3 separate regions of the Mus musculus genome follow, and regions 1 and 2 are each linked to region 3. Evidence: chromatin loops called from intact Hi-C (ENCODE). Cell type or tissue: heart. All regions are shown on one strand. Links, peaks and the distances in the headings refer to the core of each region. The heading gives the core; the rest is flanking DNA.

Region 1 (7,621 bases), core at 2,311-6,310, 82 kb after region 3:
TCTCCCCTTCTTCCTTCCCCCTGCTCTGAGCAATCAGCGGGGTGGGGTGGGGTGGGGTGGACGGAGAGCCCCAAGCTCTGGATTGGCTTCCTAAGTCCGGGTAGGAACAGTCCTCACAATAACAGGTTTGAAGAGAGGGAAGGCAGCACCAGACACTTTCACCAGCTATAAATATTCTCATTAAGCTTCCTAAGTTGCAAGGTTCAAGCCTCATGGTCTACATGGATGTTACATACAGCACCTACAGCCCACTACCTTCAGTCACCTGAGAAGGACCTGGAGACCCCCATGGCAGTCTCTGTGAGCCCGGCTTGAGTGTTAGCTGGGCACAAAGGGAGGCGAGGCTGAACCTCCTATCCTTTCGGGAGATGTCACAGTGAGGGAGCCCTGGGGCAGGGTGGGGGGAGTGGTCCCCAAGGACCAATCTCCTTCTGCCCCTGTCCTTTGGAGTACCTAGGATAAAGCCAGCATTTAGCAAGCACTAGACATATTCTGATTAGCACTGGTAGAAAGCTGTGTGTGTGTGTGTCACTGAGCTTCAAAAGCTTTAACTTCAAAACAAGACTTTTTCTCTTTCCAACCTGGAGGCTCTTGGTAAGTCCTGACTCACAATGCACTAAATACAGCTTGCCCCTGCTCTGGCTCTTAGTTCCCAGGTGTCCTACCAACTCGTACTGTTTTGTCTATCCAGTATCCTCACAAAGTTTCCTGTTTGCCCAGAGCATGTTTGTGACAGACGAGGAGCAGAGAGGGACGCTCCTGCTAAGGTCTGGTTACATTCTGTTCCCATCCACGACACTTAGAGCTTCTTCAGATCTTATACCACCTTCCCAAACCATCCTCGCTCACCAAGGAGACCGTGCCAAGGATGCACAAAGATCAGCAATACAAAATGCCTTAAGAGCTTTCTCACTGGGTCTGAGACCCTTCCTGACAGCTGAGTAAATTCCTGCCCAGCGGGGGAATGGAGGAGAGGCTTGAAAAGGAGTGTTCTATCATTGGTATCCTTGAAACCTCTGGAGAAAGGAAAGCAGGCGTAAAGAGGAGACCTATCTAGATGTCTCCTACTGAGCTGGAATCAACAGCACTGAGGAGGCATAGCAAGCAACAGGCCTGCTCCTCTCTTCCCACCCCGAGGCTGAGCTCTGGAGTTACATCTGTTACTGTTAGGCAATACTGCTCTGACCACCTCCCTGGGGCTACTTGGCCTCTCTGAAGGTTCTGCAGTAAGTAACAGAGACATCGATGAAACCAAGGATGTAATCCAAAGGGAAAGAGTATTCTAGGAAGCAGCAGCTGCTTCTGACACAGAAGTGGAGAGGAACTTCTAAGAGTCAGTTTCCCCAAAGGCCAAGGTATTGAGCAAGGGCTTGTGAGCAGAGGACACCCTCCTCAGGTCTTACCTGCACAATGTCCAGCACCATGCCAGCTGCCACAGTCCCAAAGCCTGCCAGTAGGAAGGGGAACAGCACTTGCAGTCCAATGGAAAAGGAGGTCTCCTTGAGCGGAGAGGGTGGCGCGGGGCCCCGGTCTGTGCTGACATCGTCACTCTCGTTACTCTGGCTCCCGTTCTCCAGTAGGGCGTCCTCCTCCCGAATTCCCTTGGCGTTAGCTCGGGACTCAATCACTACCACCTCCACCCCATCAGGCCCCAGGAACTCTGAGGTCCCAGCCAAGGGCTCTCGCCCAGGGCCATCCGAAGAACAGGGAGAAGGAGTAGGGCCAGTACCATTCGGCTGGTGGATGTCCTTTGGCTCTGGCTTAGAGGACATGACAGGCAGGGAGGAGAGGAGGGGAGAATTTATTTATTTTTCTTTCTCTCTTCGACTCTGACTTGGGAAAGAACTTAGTCTTGGGGTGAACCCAGGCTTGATTGCCGCAAGACCTCTTCCCACGGCTCTCCACTCCTACCGGGCACTGTAAAAACTGATCTACCAAAAGACAGCCCCATCAAGCAATGCAGCCTGGAGCTGGAAGGAAACAAAGTCCTCACCAGATGCAGCAGCTGCCTCTATGGGTAGTGGGTGCCTGCTCCCAGCAGCTCTGTGTTGTGCCAGGGGCAATCTTTGGTTCTCAGTGGCCAGCTCCTCAGAGCAGGAGCAGAAGAGCTCAACCTGAGTCTGGAGTGCCTGATGCTGCAGCCCTCTCTTGGGAAAAGCTGAATGAGTTCAGATCGTTGAGAACGAAGCCTCAATCTGAGGCCAGGGTTTCTTCTCACTCCTGCTGGGTGGCTTCAGCTTCTCACAGCACCGTGGCTGGGCTCAGCTGGTCCCAGTGTCTGCTATCTTTCCTCTCTCTCCCAGAGATGTCTTCCCTTCTTGAGAGGATCTTGTACTTTCTCAGTTGCCTGGTCCTTAAAGTCACAAGAATTGGTGTGGAACACCTTACGTTGGGAGGAAGGACAAAAAGAAGAGGGGGGGGGGGGAGAATGAATGTTGGTACATAGCAAAAACCAGTTCCTACTAGGATGATCTGCAGAGCATGTGGTGTTACAGGGGTGGCTATTAGCTGTTCTTTTCCTGCTAGAATTACACTGTCCTGCCCCACTTCATGTCGAGATGCAGTGAGTTCTATTCCCAGCAGATTCCCAGCCAGCAAACCACCACCCAAAAGGAGGATGCTTCATAGGAGACCTTGGCATTGCCTCCTGAGCAACCTGGGGTGGGCAGGGATGTGATTAGTTGTTTTCTCGGATCTTGATAAGAACTCAGTATTACTTAAGTATAGTCCCTTATCAGTAAAGTTACAGATTCAGATGCAAACTCCCTACGCATTCACTCTTCTTGAGTGACTTATTACAAGACAGCAACAGCAAGACAGGGCAAACAGAGAGGCTGGTCATTGAGGGGAGCATCCCTAGACCTCTAATTGTCCTAGCCCCCTGCTGGGATGGGAGAGGAAGCCAGGAGAACTCCCCAGGCAACCGGGGCAGGGCAAGCCGGCCAAGACCAAGGCCAAGAACCAGAGGCCTCCTTCTTACTCTTGCCCTTGAAAGTCGAGTGTTACAGAAACCACAGGCTAAACCCTGGTCCAGGCTGCATTTACACTTCTCTCTATGCTAGATCCTGTGAGCCTGTCAGATAGGACCCGGCAGTTAACTAGATTGAAGAGACAGAGGGTGAAGCTACTGTTTATTCCTACATTTTTGGTTGCCTGGCCTTCCCCCTTTCCTCTCGGGTTACTGACAGCCAGACATGGTGTAACTCTTAAAAACAAAAATATCATCGGTAAAAGGTGTAGAAAGAGGAAAGAAAAACAAAGTCAGGCAAATCCAAGTGTCACAAGCTAATATGCATTTACTCCCAAATCATGTCTGTCTTTGCCTGCCCTGCTTTTCTTAGCTTAAAGGAATCCCCACGAATTGCCACCAACTTGTTGCATTTCACCAGCATGGCTCTCAATAGTAAAAAAAAAAAAAAAAAAAAATCCAGAGGGTTTTGCAGGTATGATGAACAGGCTGTTAGTATTCCAAACACTCACAATTAGTCAACTCCAGTTTGGTTAAGGCAGAATCAAACTCTAGGGCCCAAGTTATGAGTCTTCCACTAACTCGGTCACCAGCCAAGCCACCTTAACACAGCACCGTTGTTTTCAAAGATCCTCACTAGTCAGCCAAGAGGAAACACTCAGTCTGAGTCCACCGCCCCCGAGCCAGCAAAGTTTCTGAGTTCCTTCGCTAAAACCTGACTGCCCCCTCCCTCCCGTCTTTCTGGCAGGCCACTTTGACCTGGAAGGGGGCTAGCAAGGGGAGCAGGCCAGTCTCTCAACTACATCAGCAGTAAAGCCACTACCGATGGGCCTCAGGCTCTAGGAAGCCGCGTCTCCTTTCCAAGCGGGGATGGACAAAAAAGCCCGGTTTAGGTATCCCCAACTACAGGGGTGGGGAGGAGGAGTGCCTAGTTGATTTCCGCCGACTCCCGGCAACTCAAGACTGCAAAAGCACTGCGTCCTGGAGTCCCCCGCCCTCGTCTCCCTCCCTCCCAGACCCAACAACACTGACCTGCGCCTTGCTGGGGAGAAAGGGCGCCTGGAGAGTGGTAGCAGGGGCCCGCGGAATTGGGGGATGTAGGGTACCCCCTCTTCTCATCACTCCTCCCCCTCAGCCGTCCTCCTCGAGCCCCCGCGTGTTCCCCGCTACACCCCCAGGCAAGGCGAGCGTCCAACCGCGACACCCGGCTCGCTACATTTCGCTTCTGCCTTCCTGTGAGGCCGCCGCTCCGATTCCACGAGGGGAGGTGGCCTGGTGGGGGGCGATCAGGATATTCCGCCTCGGGCTGGTGTGGACCGGACTGGGCCTGAGATGCCGAGCTCGCTCGTCCCCAATCGCCTCTTGCCCGCGGACTTGGACAAGAGTGTTTGGCTGTGGGTGGCAAACGTGATCTGGGGCAGAGCGGGTGGTAACCCCCCTCCATCAAGAATAGAGTCAGGATGGACAACTGCATCAGCCAATCAGAGCAGGAAAAGGGGCGGGCCCCGCCCAGGCCCCGCCCATTTCCCCGGCGTTTCTTGAGCTGGGGGCGGGGTGAGGGGGAAAACGCAGCAGAGTGACGGGAACTCAGAATTGGAGGGTGTTGTGGGCTCGCGGTGCTCAAGCGCGGGCGGGTGCTGCGCTCCTGAGTTCCCACGGCCTCTCAAGGCGAGCGTTCTGCTACGCATGTACTCCTGAATCTTGACTATCTCTAGTGAGCCTCTGGGCCTTCCAGAAGACCCGAAACCACCCCTTTGAGCCGGCCAGCTGGCGATCGCCCGGGCCGCAGCAGCCATCGCGTGTTCCTTCTCCACGCCCAGTCCCTACCTTCTTCCTGGGCACAGTTCCTATTCATCAGGCTCCTCATCTCTCCTTCCAGGTTCCTTGTTCCTCTGGGCGACTGACCGAACCTTAATCTGCCTTAATAAAGTTCCAGCCTTGATAGGGGTGGGGATGGGCAGACTGGAGGGAAAATTTGGTAGACTCATGGCTGGGGCTACACACACCAATGAGGTAAGGGCGGAGGGGAGCGGGGGTTTCCTTTGACCCAATCGTGGCCCCGTGGGAGAGAAGTCTCCATCCCGGGCGAAATGAACGCCAACTTTCCCTGACGCACCTTGTGGAATCAAAGTGTTTTCATCCTCGCTTTTGCCACTTCCTCCCTGGGGTGTCTTCACTTCATCAATCCAAAATCAGTACCAGTTAGTTCTCTTTGGGTTGTTTTTGTGAAGGGGATGTGACCTCCCTATAAAGGAACTCCCATTTCCAGCCTTTCCCCCTTCATCGGTAGAGTCTATAACCAGAGGTTCCTTTCCTGTCACCTTCTTCCCTAGAAATGTTCCTTGGGGCAACTGAGCATTTTTCTAGACCATAGAGCCTATGACCAGAGGTTCCTTTCCTGTCACTTTCTTCCCTAGAAAGGTTCCTTGGGGCAATTGAGCATTTCTCTAGACCGTTGAATAAGGATAGGATGTATATAGGAGAGAAAAAGAGTGCTGGCTACTGAGCACACATGCTCAACAGCAACTGGAGAGGGCCATTCCTTTGGACAATGATAACAAATGTAGCCACAAAAACCTGTCCCCACCTGCTAATCCAGCAACCCCGGGCTCAGCTCCGCTGCTAGGATATCAAAGGTCTATATTTTTTAAGGGCCCAGCAAATGTCACTGTAGTTGAACTCCAATTTTGGTTTCACAGCCAAGTCTATGTTTGGATATGGAAGTTACTCCTAGATTGGGCAACACTAGGTCTTCGCCAGAAGGACCAGTTTTTGTGCACAATGAGTATAGATTGAGAGGAAAACTAAGACTGATTATATGGCTGCCTGAGTGTTGGCAGTCTTAGCCCTTGGGAGACAGAAGCAGGAGACTCTACAAATATGAGGTCGTCTGGGTCTACCAAGAGACAGTGCCTCATAGTTAGAGTTATACAGTTGAGACTCTGCCTCAAGGCCAAAAACTTTCATCCAATAGCAACTTAAAAACAAAATCTTTGTCCTTCTCTTATTTCCACCCCCATACTCTTTATCTACTTGAAAAGTTTTTCTTTTTAGTCGAAGTAAACTGAACATATGGGAAAGTGCGTAAAACCTAGAGTATGGACCACCAAATTATGGTACAGGGAACAGGCTGATGAAACCACCACCAAAAGGAAGAATTCAGTCATTACTGCCACCCCAGAAGCTCCCTTGGTCACTCTCTCACCCTCTTCCCTAGGGTGGCCTCTGTCTGACACTGTTCATTTTGTCTGTGAGCGCTTGGACTTTCTATAACAGAACCTCTCAGGAGGCACTACTATTCTGTGCTTAGTTTCTCTTACTCATACATCACACATGGTACCATTTGTTTTTTGTTTGTTTGTTTTGTTTTTCTTTTCCAGAGATGAGGACCGAACCCAGGGCCTTGCGCTTGCTAGGCAAGCGCTCTACCACTGAGCTAAATCCCCAACCCCAGTACCATTTGTTAATTCACCTTCATTGCAGCGTGATGTCACTAAGCGAGCACAGGGCAATTTGCATCCGTTGATGCAGATTTCAGTTGTTTCCAGGTATTGTTATTTTATGAATCTGCCATGGCATCTTTTTGTTTTTGAAACATAGTCTCTCTGTGTAGCCCTGGCTGACCTAGAATTCACTCTGCAGACCAGGCTGCCTCAAACTCCCAGAGATCTGCGTACCTCTGCTTCCATCTCTGCCTCTGCCTTCAAACATCGGGATTAAAAGCATGTGCCACCCAGCCTGAATTGGCACATTGGAACAGGGCTAGATCATAGGGCAGGCAAATGCTTAGCTTTAGGAAACACTACTAAACAATTTTCTGACGTGCTTTTTCTAATTTATATTCTTGCTAGAAATGCCTTATTGTTTCATAGCCTTATCAACACTGGTATCACCAATCTGAAAAGATTAAAGTTGTAGTCATTCAATTCTAGCACCTAAGAGCAGGCAGAGACAGGTTCATCTTTATGGGTTCAAGGCCAGGCTGGTCTACATAATAAGTTCCAGGCCCGTCAAGGCTACCATGATGAAACTCTGACTCATTTAAAAAAAAAAAAAAGAGTAGCGATTCTAGTGGGTATATAATGGTATTTCCTGTGGCTTAAATTTGTATTGCCCTGATAGCTAATGAGATTAAGCACCTTTCCTCCACATTTCTTTGCCATTTGGATCGTTTTTAAGTATTATCAACTTTCTACCTGGCTTTTTGACTTTTTTTTTAGGAGTTCATATATTTTGGATATGAGTCCTTCATTAGCTTTAGGTATTACAAATATTTCTTTAAGTCTGTGAGCGCAGAAGACATTCTTCTGGGATATCCTGAAGGGCCAGGATCACTGGGTCAGGATTATGGCCTTCATGTTTTAACCACTTCTGTACCTCTGGCACCTGGCACACAGTAAGCGCTCAGAAAATACGGCGAACGTCTGTTGGGAGATAGTCAGATCAGTAACTGGCCTTGATAGTATGATGGGTAATAGAGAGGAGACTGGCCTAGACACTGTGGCCGATGTTATGCTGATTCGTAGAGTTAGACAGCAAGAGAGCCCGGGGGAAGCACGCTTCCTTCCAGTCCAGCCACCTGTAACCTTGAGAAGAGGAAGACTCTTATCCTTTCTGTACCCAGAGAGCAGCTGCAGTCTATGAACTGAGAAA
Region 2 (7,621 bases), core at 2,311-6,310, 72 kb before region 3:
GTGGGGTAAGATAGTTTCTCTATGTAGTCCTGGCTGTCCTGGAACTCCATCTGTAGACCAGGCTGGCCTCAAACTCAGACTAGAGGTGTATACATCATGCCCAGCTTGGATTTTTTCAGGCAGGGTCTCTTTATGTAGTCCTGGCTGGCCAATAACTGACAGAGGTCTGCCTGCTTCTGCCTCCCACATGCTGGAACTGAAGGCTGTTACTATGCCAACCCTCTATGTGATGTTTTTTAAAATTGTTTTTATATACGTATATATGTATGTCTGCTTTTCTGTATGTTCCCATGCAGTGCCCACAGAAGCCAGAAATAGGAAACTGGAGTTACAGGTGGCCGTTAGCCACCTTGTGTGCATCCTGGGAGCAGAGCATCAGTCCTCTACAAGAGCAGCAAGGGTGCTTGCCTAACCTCTGGGCCATTTCTCCAGACCTTAAGTGAGTTTTCAAAAAGATTCTTGGGCTGGTGAGATGGCTCAGCGGTTAAGAGCACTGACTGCTCTTCCAAAGGTCCTGAGTTCAAATCCCAGCAACCACATGGTGGCTCACAACCATCTGTAATGAGATCTGACACTCTCTTCTGGGGTGTCTGAAGACAACTACAGTGTACTTACATATAATAAATAAACAAGTTAAAAAAAAAAAAAAGATTCTCTCTTTTAGAGATATGCCAGGCAGTGGTAGCACACCCCTTCAATCCCAGCACTAAGGAGGCAGCGGCAGATGGATCTTTGAGCTGGTTTATGGAGCACGATCCTGGCCAGTCAGGGCTATAGAGAGAAGGGGGGGGGGACAAAATATAAGAGTGAAAAATAGAGACAGACACTGAGAGAGGTTGAAGGGTGTAATTTCACATCTGAAGAAACGAGACCCTTGAAGTTGGAGAGATGGCTCAGTGGTTAAGAGCACTGACTGCTCTTCCAGAGGACCTGAGTTCAACTCCCAGCAACCACATGGTGGCTCACAACCATCTGTAATGAAACCTGAAAACCTCTTTGGGGTGTCTGAGGATAGAGACAGTGTACTCATATACATAAAACAAACAAATCTTAGAAAGAAAGAAAAGGGAAAGGTGGGGGCTGGTGAGATGGCTCAGTGGGTAAGAGCACCCGACTGCTCTTCCAAAGGTCCAGAGTTCAAATCCCAGCAACCACATGGTGGCTCACAACCATCCGTAAAGAGATCTGATGCCCTCTTCTGGTGTGTCTGAAGACAGCTACAGTGTACTCACATGTAATAAATAAATCTTTAAAAAAAAAAAAAAAAAAAAAAGAAAAGGGAAAGGAAAGGGAGGGGAGGGGAGGGGAGGGGAGGAGACCTTGGCAATAATCTCCAGTGGCTTAGATGGAAGGTTGGTGGGAAACTCTAAACACACACACACACACACCAGAAAAACAAAACATAGGGCAGGAAGACATTTTATACCTATGAAGGATGCTTACAGAAAGGACCACCTGTGATACAGTCTTACCAAAATAAACCCTGAGTCTAGCCAAGCCTCTATCTTATTGGCAGCCTATGGGGGTGCGGGAGGAGTACCTTAAGGCTGGGGGCATAGCACAGTGATAGAGCACTCACCAGAATACCCAAGGCCCTGGGTTCAATTCCCAGCACCACAAAAAGAAAAAAGAGGACCATCTTAAGCAGACCTGAGGAAACAGCCAGGCCAATATGGAGTGTGGGCAACACTTCAGAAAAATCCCAGGACTCTTAAATGGCAGGCTAAAAATAATAAAAAGGGGGACAGACACCCAGGAATGCAGGAAACAATTTAGCAAAGCAACTAGAGGTAATGTATATAAACTAGGGCCTGTTTTAAACCAACTATCAGTGTTTATTGCTGTGAAGAGACTCCATGACCATAACAACTCTTATAAAGGAAAACATTTAATTGGGGCTGGCTTACAGCTTCAGAGGTTTAGTCCATTATCATCATGGCAGGAAGCATGGCAGCATGCAGGCAGACATAATGATGGAGGAGGAACTGAGAGTTCTACATCTGGATCTGTAGGCAGCAGGAAGAGAACAACACTGGACTTGGCTTGAGCTTTGGAGACCCCAAAGCCCTCCTCACCCCCACCCCCAGTGACACACTTCCTCCAACAAGGCCACACACACCTCCTACTCTTTCCAAGTAGTGCCATTCCATGATGACCAAGCATTTGAGTATATGAGCCTAGAGGGGCCACTCTTATTCAAACCACCACACCAAGCAGCACTGACACTCACTCTCCTTTGGCAGCTAGCTGTACATGACCTGAATAATTAATTACCCTATGCTCCATTAGATAACATGGCATACAGGCAAGTAATTAAACAGTCTTCTTTTAAACTGTGGTGTTTGAGTGTGTGTGTGTGCGTGTGTGTGTGTGTGTGTGTGTGTGCAGAGGCAGAAAGAGGGTGTTCAGCCCCCTAGAGTTGGAATGACAAGAACTTGTGAATGCTGGGCACAGAACTCCGGTTTTCTGGAAGAGCAGCAAATGCTCTTAGCCACTGAGCAATCTCCCCACCCAGAATACTTCTCTTGGAGCTACATACCAAAGTTTTACAAGTGAAATAAAATGGCATAGCAGAGAATTTTAAGAACTAACCCCTGGAAAGGAACCGATTTTTGAGTTGCGAAGCCGGGGTCTGGTTATACCACACATACTGTTTGACAATTTTCACAATAAAGTTAGATAATACAGAGGACTTTGTTTTGTAATATTTTATTGTCATTTATGTGTATGTCTGTATGATGAAGTCTGAGGGTCATCAGATCACTTGGGACTGGAGTTACAGGCAGTTTTGAGCCGCCTGGTACAGGTGCTGGGAGCTGAGCTTGGGTCCTCTGCAAGAATAGTACGCACTGACCATTGAGCCATCTTCTCCAGTCCCATAGAAACCTTTTCAAAAGTAAAACGAGCCCTCGTGTGGGTATTAACTGTGCTGACCACTCTAGAATGTCAGGGGCAGGAATGTCTGGGTTGGAGAGCTCAGAGAGAGGGCAAGGCAGGAAGGACTGAGCTGGACCAGGTGAGGGTATGATGTGAAAGAACGTTGCCATGGCAACTACTGAAATCCTGCCTCCACACGCCAACTGTCCTCACTGTGAACGCTCCATCTTCAGTGACCCCTGGAGAAGCAGAAAACTGCACAGTGTTGCACTTAAGACTCTTCCTGTCTCTACCTTCAGTCCCTATGCCTGTACCTGGCCCATGGCTCCACCTGCTGGCCACACATGGGAACTGACGCTGCCAAAGCTAAGAGTCCCCCAGGAACAGAGTGAGGCTGATTTTAGAATGGCCTCCTCCTCATACAGAAAAGACAAACACATATCAAGTAAACATATACGAAGCTTTTAATTTCATCACCATAAACATTATACTCTGATTTATCACATACGGTATAAAATATTTACTCTGCTAAATAAATAAGACATAGATAACATTATTGCAATCAGCACTGAAATCCCCCTCGACGTGATGAGCTCACTGGCTCTGGCGGGGAGTACTCCTGAGTTTGTGTGAGATTCCCCAGGCTGTGACAGATATGCCCCAGAGGCTGAGATGGGCAGAAGCCTAAGGAACCACATTTGTGCTTAGGATTCAGAAAGCCCCATAGAGAGGTCCTGGAGCCAGGGGACAGACTTGGAAGGGCAATCTCTTCACAGTCCTTTCCCATAGGGAGAAGTGGGCAATCAGGGAACCAAACTGGGTCAAGAGAGAATTGGGATTTGGTATGCTGTGGAGACCTTGGGTCCCAATCCTTGAGCAGGAACATCTTATGGCTCTCAATTAGGATGAAGAGATTGCCCGAGGTACTGGGCTGAGCAGTTTGGGGGACCATATCTATCACCCCAGAAGAGGAGTCTGGCAATATCTAACACAGTGACCAGCTATTTTAGGGGACCCAGTTTTGGGGAATCCCACCCTACTCAACTCCTAGGCACAACATAAAAAGGCTGGGAATGAATTTTCTTCTCATTTGTTAAATAAATAATAAATTAAATATTTAAAGGCCTGTGTCTCTGTGGCCAACAAGCTGAGCCATTTCCTGAAACAAGTGGGGGGTGGGAGACTCAGCAGAAAGGCAGTGCTGTAGATCACGGGGTTTCATCTTGCCTGCTAGGGTTCCTCCTTCCAACTTCCACCCTGCCAAACCCTGTGGAGGAGAGCATCCTACAAGAAACTCCCATGCAAGAGCAACAGTGGCAGAATCTGGTCAAGGGACTTGGAGGGAAGTTTGTTCAGGTCCCCCAAATCCTCCCTCTGGTGACTTAAGCAGGAGGTTAGCTGTTAACCTGGAGCCTTGATACAGGACACCTGAACAGACCACATTTCAATCCCTGCAGAACTTCAGAATGACTTCCATGCGAGAGGCTGCCAGTAGGCCAGCCAGACTCTGAAGCCAGAGCCCCGAAAGCTCTGGCTCCTATCTGTGCAACAATACACCTCACTGCCTTAGGGTGGCAGCAGAGAGCCACTTAGGCGACAAAGACCTGGAGAGGCCAGCTCTGCAGCCCTCTAAGGGCTGAGAACCCATGAGGCAGACCCTCTCTTTGATGCCTTACACAATTCTACACTGAGTATTTGGCCAAGTCGTTCTTGTCAAACACTACCTGTGTAGCAAAGTAAATGGCGACCAGACCCAAGCCTGCAGCTGATACCATATAGGCAGTGACAGAGTGGCTCAGCTGGACAATGGAGCCCATGAACAGGGACGGAGCCACCTGGGACAGCAGAAAGGCACTGTCCAGAATGGCCAGGTCCAGGCAAATGCCCCGTCCCGTAACAACCCTGGCCTCAGGTGGCTCACCCACCACCACTCGCATGGAGACATCGCAGGCAGAGGCCCCACAGAGTGCAGGTGGAGGGGCCAGGATGCCGCTGCTGCCAGAGCCCACGTGTCCATTGGGGAAGAGAGCTCCTGGCTTAGGGCCTGGCAAGAAGCTGGTTGTCTGGCTGTCCTCACCGCTGCTACCTCCAGCGTCCCCTCGGTATTTGGGCAGGAACACCTGAGGGTGGGGATAAAAAGGAAACAAAGACAGGTGTGTATTCAGGTGCGGGGATTCCCGTATATGACAACAGGCCCTCACTGCCTCTAATCAGGGGCTATAGGAAACCAGGCAACTGGCTTTCAGGGGGGGGAAAAAAATCCAAAACCTAAGGAGGTGCTACTTGGTGTGGATTCCAAGCAGACTCTCCACCCCCACCCCCCACCCCCTTAACATGGTTGGGGAAACAGCCTGAAGTCTATTCTAGCTTTTCTTAGAATACACAAGGAGTCAGTCAACTCAGATCCACAGATTGAGAAAAGTGCAGAGCCCTCTAGAAAAGATAGGAAACTGAGACAGAATAGAGACAGAAGAACAGAGGGGGAAACAAAAACAAACAAACAAACAAACAAACAAAGGAGGTGCTTTCGAGGTCCCAAGTTCCACAGGGACTACCTCAACCCCCTGCACACCCTTCCTTCCACTGGGCCATAGGGAAGTCTTCACTGTCCTGCCCCTCTAGGATCCAGGCCTGCTAGAGATAACTGTTCAACACGAGGTCACTGCCTTGGCCTTTGCCTTTGGCCAGGGAGAGCCCAGTAATTGGGCCTACAAAAGGGAGAGGCAGCAGGGAGAACTTTTTTTTTTTCTTGTTGACCTCCACAGCCCAGCTGCCTGACCCTGACATTTTTCAATTTCTTCCTGTAGGCTGCCAGGGACTAGAGAACACATGCCTGTAGGGTCACCACCCCCCTCCACCAACCCTAAGCCCCAATGGCCTGGGGCTTCCTACTGAATAACAAGACAAGGTTTTACCCCATACTGGTCCCTGTGCCAGGCGGTGTCTAACACAGAAGGCTGATGAAGCTGGTTGCAACAGAGAGCTGGAAGCTCCCAGGCAGTACCAGAGAAACCCACAACTCATCAGCTCATCCCATAACTCAGGAAGTGGCAAAGGACAGTTGGACAGTATGCAGGACCAAGCCTGTCCCCAGCTACTGCTATAGACCCTTTTATTCCTGCCTGCCATCCAAGGAAAGGCCACTAAGGCTGGCTACTAGAAAGGTCCCCAGGACAGACATGTTCCTCAGTACAGAGAGGAAGGCTACTCCTGGTATAACCACAGGTGCTCAAGCCTCATCTTTGGACAGCAGCTTTTAAAGCCCCAGCCCAGAGCTCCATAAGAGTCAACAGGGCTGGTGAGATGGCTCAATGGGTAAGAGTACCCGACTGCTCTTCCAAAGATCCAGAGTTCAAATCCCAGCAACCACATGGTGGCTCACAACCATCCATAACGAGATCTGATGCCCTCTTCTGGTGTGTCTGAAGACAGCTACAGTGTACTTACATATAATAAATAAATAAATCTTTAAAAAAAAAAAGAGTCAACAGGAAGGACCAGGTTCCCATTACCAGCCCACCCCCCACCACACCCCTGCAAATTACTGCTGAACAAGCTGTGGGCCAGGGCCAGGTCTTTCCTAACTCTGAAAACTCTAGAAGGGGAAGGCCTGTGGTCTCTTCCCTAAGCTACACCAACTTGTGCTTCTTCTGATGGAGTTCTGAATCCAGGTCCTTAAAGCTCAGGGAGGACAGTGCTGGAGACAGGGTGAGCACGCTGTCTAAGTCAGGAAGCCTGCCAAGGAAGAGGGCCTTCTGCAGGAACTGGTTAGTGTGGATTAAGGTGCCAGCGCCCCGGCCTCTCCTCCCCCTCCCCAGCTTATTAAGCTCAGGTAAACGAAGTTAGTATGTCAGGCTCAGATATGCACTGAAGGGATTGAGGAAAAGGATGGATGCAAAGGAGGAAAGCAGGGAGAGGAGTGGGTGGGTGGGGGACAGAGAGACACAGAGGATTAGAAGGTAAACTAGAAAGAGGGGCAGGAAGAAAGAAGCCTCCGCCATCTTGCAGCAAGCAGGATACAGATCCATCACATTGCCTCTCTTAGCAAAGATTAGCTAAGGCCAGGCCATTTCCACTGCCACCTGCCACAGCCACACGCCAGGGACCCACACTCTACCTCTGGATATAATAATACAGCCCAGAATAAAGGACTTCCGCTGTATGCTTATTGTTCAAGATTCCTAGTGAGGGACTCAGCACTTCCTGCAATCATCCACTCAAGTGCTTTCTAGTTCTAAAGCCAGGAAGTCATTCCTAGAATCTACCCTTCTTCAGCGGCTGTAGCCTCTGGCCCCAGCTGTCCTCTCTGGTCAGAGAGATCCAAGTCTTTTCCAACATCACTTGTCAGACGCCACATACTCAGGCCGCCCCCACCCTGTACTAGCCAATGGGAGTACCTGCTTCTCACGGTGGTAGAGGGAGGCGAGCGTGTAAGGCAGGATCTGCAAGGCCGAGAAGGTGAACCCGGTGAGGGCAGCTGAGGCTGTCACTACCACCACGCTGTGGGACAGGCAGGTGGCAGCGGCAGCCACAGGAAAGGTCATCACACTGGCCAGATAGACTGACCGTGTGCCGAACTTCTGTACCAGCCTGTCCATGACCAGGGAGAAGACCAGGGAGATGGCACACTGCAGGAAGAGCCCCAGGCTGCCCATTCGAATGCCTGGAGGTAGGGAAGAAGTGGGGTAAGGACCCTACACAATCTAGGGGGAGCTAGAGACTAGTAGCCATGGGCATCTGCTCC
Region 3 (7,621 bases), core at 1,744-5,743:
TGAACTCTGGACCTTCGGAAGGGCAGTCAGGTGCTCTTACCCACTGAGCCATCTCACCAGCCCAACTAGGGACTTCTTAAAACTACAAAGCAAGTCTAAGTAAGACTGGCTTGGAGCTGCATAAGACTCCAGCTCAAAAAACAAGCAAATAATAATAATTTTTAAAACTCCACAAAAGCCAGAAAACAAACAATACACTCATAGAGTGTCATGCCTCATGAAGAAGTTTGGATGCCAGCACCCACATAATAAGTGTCCCAGGGCATGTCTCACCTCAAAGCATGATTAAGAGGCTTCTTTACACACGAGTATATAGGCACACACAAGTACATGGGCACACACATTGCAGAGGAAAAGGCCAGTGAGACAGCTCAGCAGCTAAAGGCACTTGTGCCAAGACTACAGTCCATCCACAGGACCAATAAGAACAGAGGTGATTCCACAAGTTGTCCTCTGACCTTAACCAGACAGGTGGTAGTTCACACCCACATACATACAGGAAAGTAAAGTGGTCACTGTGGAGTTGGAAAACGAGCAGGACTCTATTAACTATAAAATCTAGGTTCTGTAGGCCACTTGGACACATGATGTCTGCTGTCAAAGTTTGCCACCTAATTTTTTTATTCCCTTTGAGAAAAACAAAACAAGGGCTGGTGAGATGGCTCAGTGGGTTAGAGCACCCGACTGCTCTTCCGAAGGTCCAGAGTTCAAATCCCAGCAACCACATGGTGGCTCACAACCATCCGTAACGAGATCTGACTCCCTCTTCTGGAGTGTCTGAAGACAGCTACAATGTACTTACATATAATAAATAAATAAATCTTAAAAAAAAATAAAGAAGGCAAATGTTCTTTAAAAAAATAAATAAATAAAAAAAAGAAAAAGAAAAACAAAACAAACGAAAACAAAAATCCATCAAAAACTCCTTTTAGGACATGTGCCTTTAGGAATGTCTTTAACTCCAGCACTCAGGAGGCTGAGGCAGGCAGATCTGTTTGATAACAGCCTGGTCTAGAGAGGGAGTTCCAGGCAGCCAAGGCTCTTACACAGAGAAACCCTGCCTCAAAAAAAAACAAAAACAAAAACACACCAATTCTTTTAGAAAACAGTACTATTATTTTGTGGAGTAAGGAGACATTTCTTCTTCTTCTTTTTTTTTTTTTTTTTGTTTTTTGTTTTTTCAAGACAGGGTTTCTCTGTGTAGCCCTGGCTGTCCTGGAGCTCATTTTGTAGACCAGGCTGGCCTAGAACTAAGAAATCCGCCTGCCTCTGTCTCCCAAGTGCTGGGACCAAAGGTGTGTGCCACCACGCCCAGCATAAGGGGACATTTCTGAGGTGCTCCCAAGCCACCAGGAGTTATTTAGCATTAAAAGCACAGTGCAGAGTGCAGACCCATACCCTATCTGAAGTACTGTGTGAATGAGAAACACAAGTTTTATTTCCAGTAATCTTTACTTAATTTAACTTTCAATAGCCACCAAGTGGAACAGTTAGTTACAAAGCTAAATGAGCCAGTAGTAGTAGTGTCTCACCTTTTTGTAAGGCAGAGGCAGATTCAAACCAGCCTGATCTACAGAAGAGTTCCATGGGAGCCTTGGCTCCATGAGACACCCTCTCCCCAAATTAAAAAAAATTTTTTTTAAAAGAAAAGACATATCTTTCTAGCAAAAGGACCAACTAATTTATTATACAAGAGACCTCAGCTGAGCAGTGGTGGCGCCTTTGATCCCTGCACTCGGGAGGCAGAGGCAGGCGGATTTCTGAGTTCAAGGCCAGCCTGGTCTACAGAGTGAGTTCCAGAACAGCCAGGGCTACACAGAGAAACCCTGTCTAGAAAAAAGTAATTTGAGTTGGTGGTACAGTTTGGTTAGATTTATGTCCTCAAAGAACTCACTATAACCTGGAACAGTCATATTGACTACTTCCCAAACATCACACAGAAGACATGGTAATTTGGAGGTGCAGGTTAAAACAGAATGGAAAAAGCAAGCTGGTAGGTAATTCATCCTCCGCAGTTCCCTCTCGCGAGTGGGAGGGGTGGTAATCTACCACCAATAGATTATCTTGTCAAGGAGACATAGTGGGGCACAAAACCGTTGCCAGATCCAAACCTCTCCTTGGTATTGGGATACTTTCGATACCAAAACTTGAAATGAATTCATAACTGTAAAAATAGTTAAGAACTAAAGGCAATGGGGCCAGGTAAAGCTCCTTTACAAGTAACATCTATTGACTTTGGTCTCGGTCTCTGTCCCTCTGTCTCTCAGGCCTTAATAGATTGGACTAAACCACACCCTCCACCCAAGCCACATTCTATACAACAGCTCTGGAGGGCATTAAAGGGGAGCCCACCGAGTGAGGGGAAACCGAAAACTTCTTGAAGCCATGTGAATAAAAGTCTGATCGCTAGTGGATCGTAGTCCATTTACGATTAACGTCACACGGGGAAAGAGAGGGTTACAGAAGTAGCAAGAGACGCGTACTGCGGGGTGAGGGGGAACGAGAACCACACGGGATTTGGGTTAACAAGCACGTCCCTGGAGGAAGGGCATTTGTCTGCAAGCGGTGGAAAGAGAAAACTTGGGGTTAATGCGTTCAGAACTCCCAAGTGGGGAGAGGCTGTGGCCCTTATTTTACGGGGCTCAGTGTCAAAACTCACTTTTGCCCCAAGGGGAAAGGAAAACGTGGGTTCCGCCCAGGCCGGGCTAGGAGGCGGGGCCTGCCGCGACCCCGAGAATGGAGGCGGGGCCGGGCGGCGGGGCACAAGCAACTCGCTCGCCAAAACGCTAAGCCGGCGAGCCTCTGGAGGACCGAGTCCTCCGTGTTCGCACCCGGGTCGGCCGTAGGCTCCAACAGGGCCCAGGGGTGCGGCCTATGGTGTGCCTGGTGCGCGCCAAGCCCACGCCAGGGCCATGGCGGAGGTGGGGGCGGCCGCGGAGCCGACCCGGACCCTGCGGGGTGGAGGCGACGCGCCCGTGCGCGCCGCCGCCATCCTGCGCGCCGCCGAGCACCCACGCGCAAGGGCGCGCGCGGCCCCCGACAGAAGGCCGCGCGTGGTAGTCAGGAGCACGACTCCAGGCCCGTTGCCCAGGTCCTTCGCCACTCACCCCAGCCCGTTCGGCCCGCCCCGGGCCTTGGACTCCGCACTGACCTGACAGGCCGAGACATGTTCGCTGTCGAGGCGCGACCAAGTCGAGGAGCCGAGGACCAGGACCCCCCTCCCCGCGCACTCGGCGCCCCACCCCCCCGCTCCGGCCGGCGGGGCCGCTGCTGCCGAGCCCCGGGCTGCTGGCTTCTCAAGAGTCGGCGGCTGCTGGTTTGAGGTCCCTGGATCTGACGAGCCCCCCGCTCCCCCGTCTCTTCAAAATGGATGAATCAAACCAGCCGAAAATGCGCCAAAGCCGCGGTGCAACCAAACCCCGTAGGGTTTGTGCGCTCCGCCCCAGCACGCCCGCTCATTGGTGACTCCTGTCAGATGCGCCCTAGTCATTAGTCCATTTGAATCATCACGCCTCCCAGCCCCGCCCCACTCCCGGATAGGCCCCGCCTCCTCCATGGGGTCCTGTTAGTCAAGATGCGCTGAGAGCGCACGGCCGCAAAACAAAAATGGTCGCCGATTGCCCGCCCCCTGTCTTCCACGCCAGAGCTGCAGATTCGGCTTGGGTTATATCTTGGACCCCCTGCCAAATAACCTGATTTATATAGAGTTCTCTGTGGACTAGGTGGTTCTGTAATGGATTTAATTTCTCCTGACTTGATTATTTTGCAAATCAGCTAATTGCAAGACTCATGGGATAGGCAGCAGATTCGTCACTTAAGAATTGGAGGGAAATTACTTAGGTTCAAAAATTTGACCTTAATCTTAGAAATCCTGTACTCTGACTTCAGCGTTAACCTCCCAGGGCTCAGTCACGCTGCTGAAGTAGAGAGTTGGGTTCACAAGGAATATCTTCTACCCAATCTGATCTTTGAGAGCTACTTAACACTCATTAAAACCTCAATTTCTGATATTAGCATTTCAAAGAGAAAGAGGTGATTAATGGTTAAGAGGGAGACTGGTGACAAAACGCTTGCTTCAAAATTCTAAGTCCACCACTTAGTACTTAACTAGGTTTCCTCTGTGCACCTCAGTTTTATGATGAGTAGAGTAGGATACAAGGCTACCTTATTACTAGAACTAAACAAGGTGCTATGTTGAAAGGCCTTTAGTCTGGGCTTAAGTGTTAGGTTCCGTTTTTAATAGAAGATAAAATTAGTTCGGGGGGGGGGGGCAGGGAGGCTGGAGAGATGGCTCAGTGGTTAAGAGCACTGACTGCTCTTCCAGAGGTCCCGGAGTTCAAATCCCAGCAACCACCTGGTGGCTTACAACCATTTGTAATGAGATCTGATGCCCTCTTCTGGTGTGTCTGAAGACAGCTACAGTGTACTCATATATAATAAATAAATAAATCTTAAAAAAAAAAAAGTAGTTCGAGTTGCCTCAAGACTGAATGCCTAAATCAGAAGTAGAGCACAGTATCTTTGTATTAATATCTAGGATTTACTTCCTGTTATAGTTTGGATTCCATGTTCCCTAGGGACCCATATGCCAAAGATTTAAGAGGCAGGACCTGGTAGAAGTTAGGACATTAGGAGTGAGCACTTTAACATGATGTGGGAACCTTGACTTGACCACCCTCTGTCTTTCTTGCTTGCAGCCTGTAAACACAATGTCATCTGTTTCACTTTGCTGAAATGCTTTTCACCATGATGCTCTTGCTCTCTACAGACACAAAGCCCTAGGACCAAGCAGCCCTCAATGGAAACATATGAAACTGTAGAAAAATAAATGTATTCTTGTAAGTTGATATTTCAAGTCATACGGATAGAAAACTAACACACTTTATGATGTTGTAAATCGATTTCAATACTTGCCAGAGCCAGTGTTTCACTTGAAGAGTGGGGATGTTGCTCAGCTGAGAGTAACTGCTCAGCACACAGTAAGCACTGAGTTCAATCTTCATCACCTCCTGAAACTGGACAAGAGGATACACACCTATAATGCCATCAGTCAAGGAGATAGATGTTCAAGGTCATGCCTGGCTACATAGGGAGTTTGAGGACAGTTTGGACTGCGAAAGCCCCTGAGTCAACAACAAAACCAAGTGAAGATATAGTCCCTAAGCAACAAACCACATCACTATCTGCTTCCTGAAAGTCTCCCAGTGTAAAATTCTACTTATCTAAGGGAAGAAAGCAGCAAAAGAGAAGAATTTTAAAAGTTATTCTTGATCCTTTCCGTTCAACGTCATTTCCTCTTCACTTAAAAAAATATATGGTAAAAAAAAAAATCTCTAACAGCTGGGTAGTGGTGGCAAATGACTTTAATCTTGGCAATCAGGAGGCAGAGATGGGCAGATCTCTCTGAGTTCAAGGTCAGCCTGGTCTACAGAGCAAGTTTGAGAACAGTCAGGGCTACACAAAAGGAAATTTACATAAAATGTGCGGTCTTAGCCATTTACACTTCTGTGGCATTAAGGACATTCATGTTGTTGCATAACCACCACCAAAACCCATCTCTAAAATTTTTTTTATATGTCTCTGGTGTGTGTGTGTGCATGGGTGCATGTGTGTATACCATAGCAAGAATGTAGAGACCAGAGGAAAATTAGACAAAGAATTTTATTAACTTTTCTCAAACTTGATTCCCGAGTTGCTTCAGCTTAATTTGCTGCGAAGGGTGAACTGTGTGTAACCAACAACCAAAAGGAGCTGCAGAGTCCAAGGGGCTTGAACATAAAAATAGTAAAGATGTAGGTCTTATCAGAGTCATATAAATTTTTTAAAGCAGTCATGACATGAAATAGCAGCCCAGTAACTTCTTTAAGTTTCATCTTCCTCACAAATTGCCTCAAGTCAGTTGCTCCATTTTTGAAAACCTCATCAAAATTCTCCACAGGACTGCAACTTCATCCCTCTCCTCTCCAGTAGCAGCTGGTGCTTTGCCATTCCCAGGTTGTTTGGGCAGAGCTATTTGCCACTCTCTGTCACCCAGTCAGAGTATCTGCACCAAGCTGGTATAGGATGCTGGGAAGCATTTCTGCCGGCTTCCGTATTGCAGCCCGGCCTGTAGTGGTGAAGGTGTTCACTGACAGAGACACCTGAACTTTAGAGTTGTCAAAGAGGATTGTCACTGTTCCTCTTCAATACCAAAGATTTTTTTATTAAAGATTTATTTTATGTATATGAGTACAACTATAGTTGTCTTCAGACACACCAGAAGAGGGCATCAATCAAATCCCGTTACAGATGGTTGGGAGTCACCATGTGGTTGCTGGGAACTGAACTCAGGACCTCTGGAAAAGCAGTCAGTGTTCTTAAACACTGAGCCATCTCTAGAGCCCCAGAGACATTGTTTATGCCCAGCTTCTTTAAGAGAATGAGAGTCAAAGTTCTAGTTCTTTTTTTTTTTTTTTTTTTTGGTTTTTCGAGACAGGGTTTCTCTGTGTAGCCCTGATAGTCCTGAAACTCACTCTGTAGACCAGACTGCCCTCGAACTCAGAAATCTGCCTGCCTCTGCCTCCCAAGTGCTGGGATTAAAGGCGTGTGCCACCACGCTGGGCTAAAGTTCTAGTTGTTCATCATCTGCTGTGGCTGTTCCAGGAACCACCTTCTGTCTGTGAATGGTTCCTTTCCCACCAATATGCACTGTGCCTGCAGGTTGGCGATCTTTTCCTGGGTCATGATAGTTTCTTTTCATTTTGCTGGAGCAGAAAAGGGGCTGTGAGGGGGACTAGGGTTTGTGTTGAGGGTGTCTCTGACAGACCGGCTGAGATTAGGTGTACTCAATGGCGATCCCAGAAGGCAGCTAGAGGGAGGTGGGGAGTCCTGGGAACTTTTAAGCAAGTTCTGTGCATACTCTTTGCAAGGCATATCTAGTTCTGGTTTCTTTTTCTTTTTTAAGGTATGTATATATGAATGAGTACACTGTTGCTGTCTTCAGACACACCAGAAGAGGGCATTGGATCTCATTACGGTTGGTTGTGAGTCACCCTGTGGTTGCTGGGTCTAGAAGAACAGTCAGTGCTCTTAATCGCTGAGCCATCTCTCCAACCCCTCTGTTTTCTTTCTAGTTCTAGTTCTCCTTCTCTGTTTCTTCTTCTTCTTCTTCTTCTTCTTCTTCTTCTTCTTCTTCTTCTTCTTCTTCTTCTTCTTCTTCTTCTTCCTCCTCCTCCTCCTCCTCCTCCTCCTCCTCCTCCTCCTCCTCTTCTTCTTCTTCTTCTTCTTCTTCTTCTTCTTCTTCTTCTTCTCCCTCTCCCCTCCCTCCCCCTCCTCCCTTAATGAGTCTCTTTTAATGAGACACAGTCTAAATAACTATGTATTTTATGTGTATGGGCATTGTGCCTGAGTGGTGTGTGTGTGTGTGTGTGTGTGTGTGTGTGTGTCCCCTGTGTGTAACTGGTGCTTGAGGGGGCCAAATAAGGGCATAGACACCAGCAACTATAGTTACAGACAATTATAAGCTGTCCTATGAGTATTGGGAATCAAACCTAGATTAGAACCTTTGAAAGAGCAGTCAGTACTTTGAATCACCAAGCAATTTCTTCAGGCCCTACAGTAGCTGAGGATTATTTGAACACGT

What was found. Hi-C counts contacts between places; a loop is a spot of excess contacts. Peaks named below come from ENCODE experiments on the same cell type or tissue, not always from the same donor. Only the 100,000 strongest peaks of a DNase experiment are listed, where the experiment ranks them.
Region 1: a loop joins it to region 3, with 2.0 times the contacts of the local background. A loop is called at or near these places in 4 of 42 quality-filtered maps.
Region 2: a loop joins it to region 3, with 5 times the contacts of the local background. A loop is called at or near these places in 3 of 42 quality-filtered maps.

The regions. Positions count from the first base shown.
Region 1 is chr1:131,824,773-131,832,393 of GRCm38, reverse strand. It overlaps Slc41a1 (solute carrier family 41, member 1), which reads right to left and starts at 4,382. Exons shown (of 11, transcript NM_173865.3): 1 at 4,001-4,382; 2 at 1,404-2,383. The coding sequence starts at 1,772. In heart, for the core only: no CTCF peak of the experiment used is centred there; a DNase peak (open chromatin) is centred at 4,443; H3K4me3 peaks cover 2,517 bases; H3K27ac peaks cover 1,693 bases.
Region 2 is chr1:131,978,667-131,986,287 of GRCm38, reverse strand. It overlaps Slc45a3 (solute carrier family 45, member 3), which reads right to left. Exons shown (of 5, transcript NM_001177628.2): 4 at 7,275-7,540; 5 at 3,316-4,997. The coding sequence ends at 4,560. Among named protein-coding and RNA genes, the nearest start is that of Slc45a3, 20 kb to the right of the region's middle. In heart, for the core only: a CTCF peak has its summit at 4,442; DNase peaks (open chromatin) are centred at 3,097 and 4,457.
Region 3 is chr1:131,906,281-131,913,901 of GRCm38, reverse strand. Nucks1 (nuclear casein kinase and cyclin-dependent kinase substrate 1) reads right to left here and starts at 3,444. Exons shown (of 7, transcript NM_175294.3): 1 at 3,152-3,444. The coding sequence starts at 3,168. In heart, for the core only: a CTCF peak has its summit at 3,652; DNase peaks (open chromatin) are centred at 2,781 and 3,521; H3K4me3 peaks cover 2,381 bases; H3K27ac peaks cover 2,033 bases; H3K27me3 peaks cover 963 bases.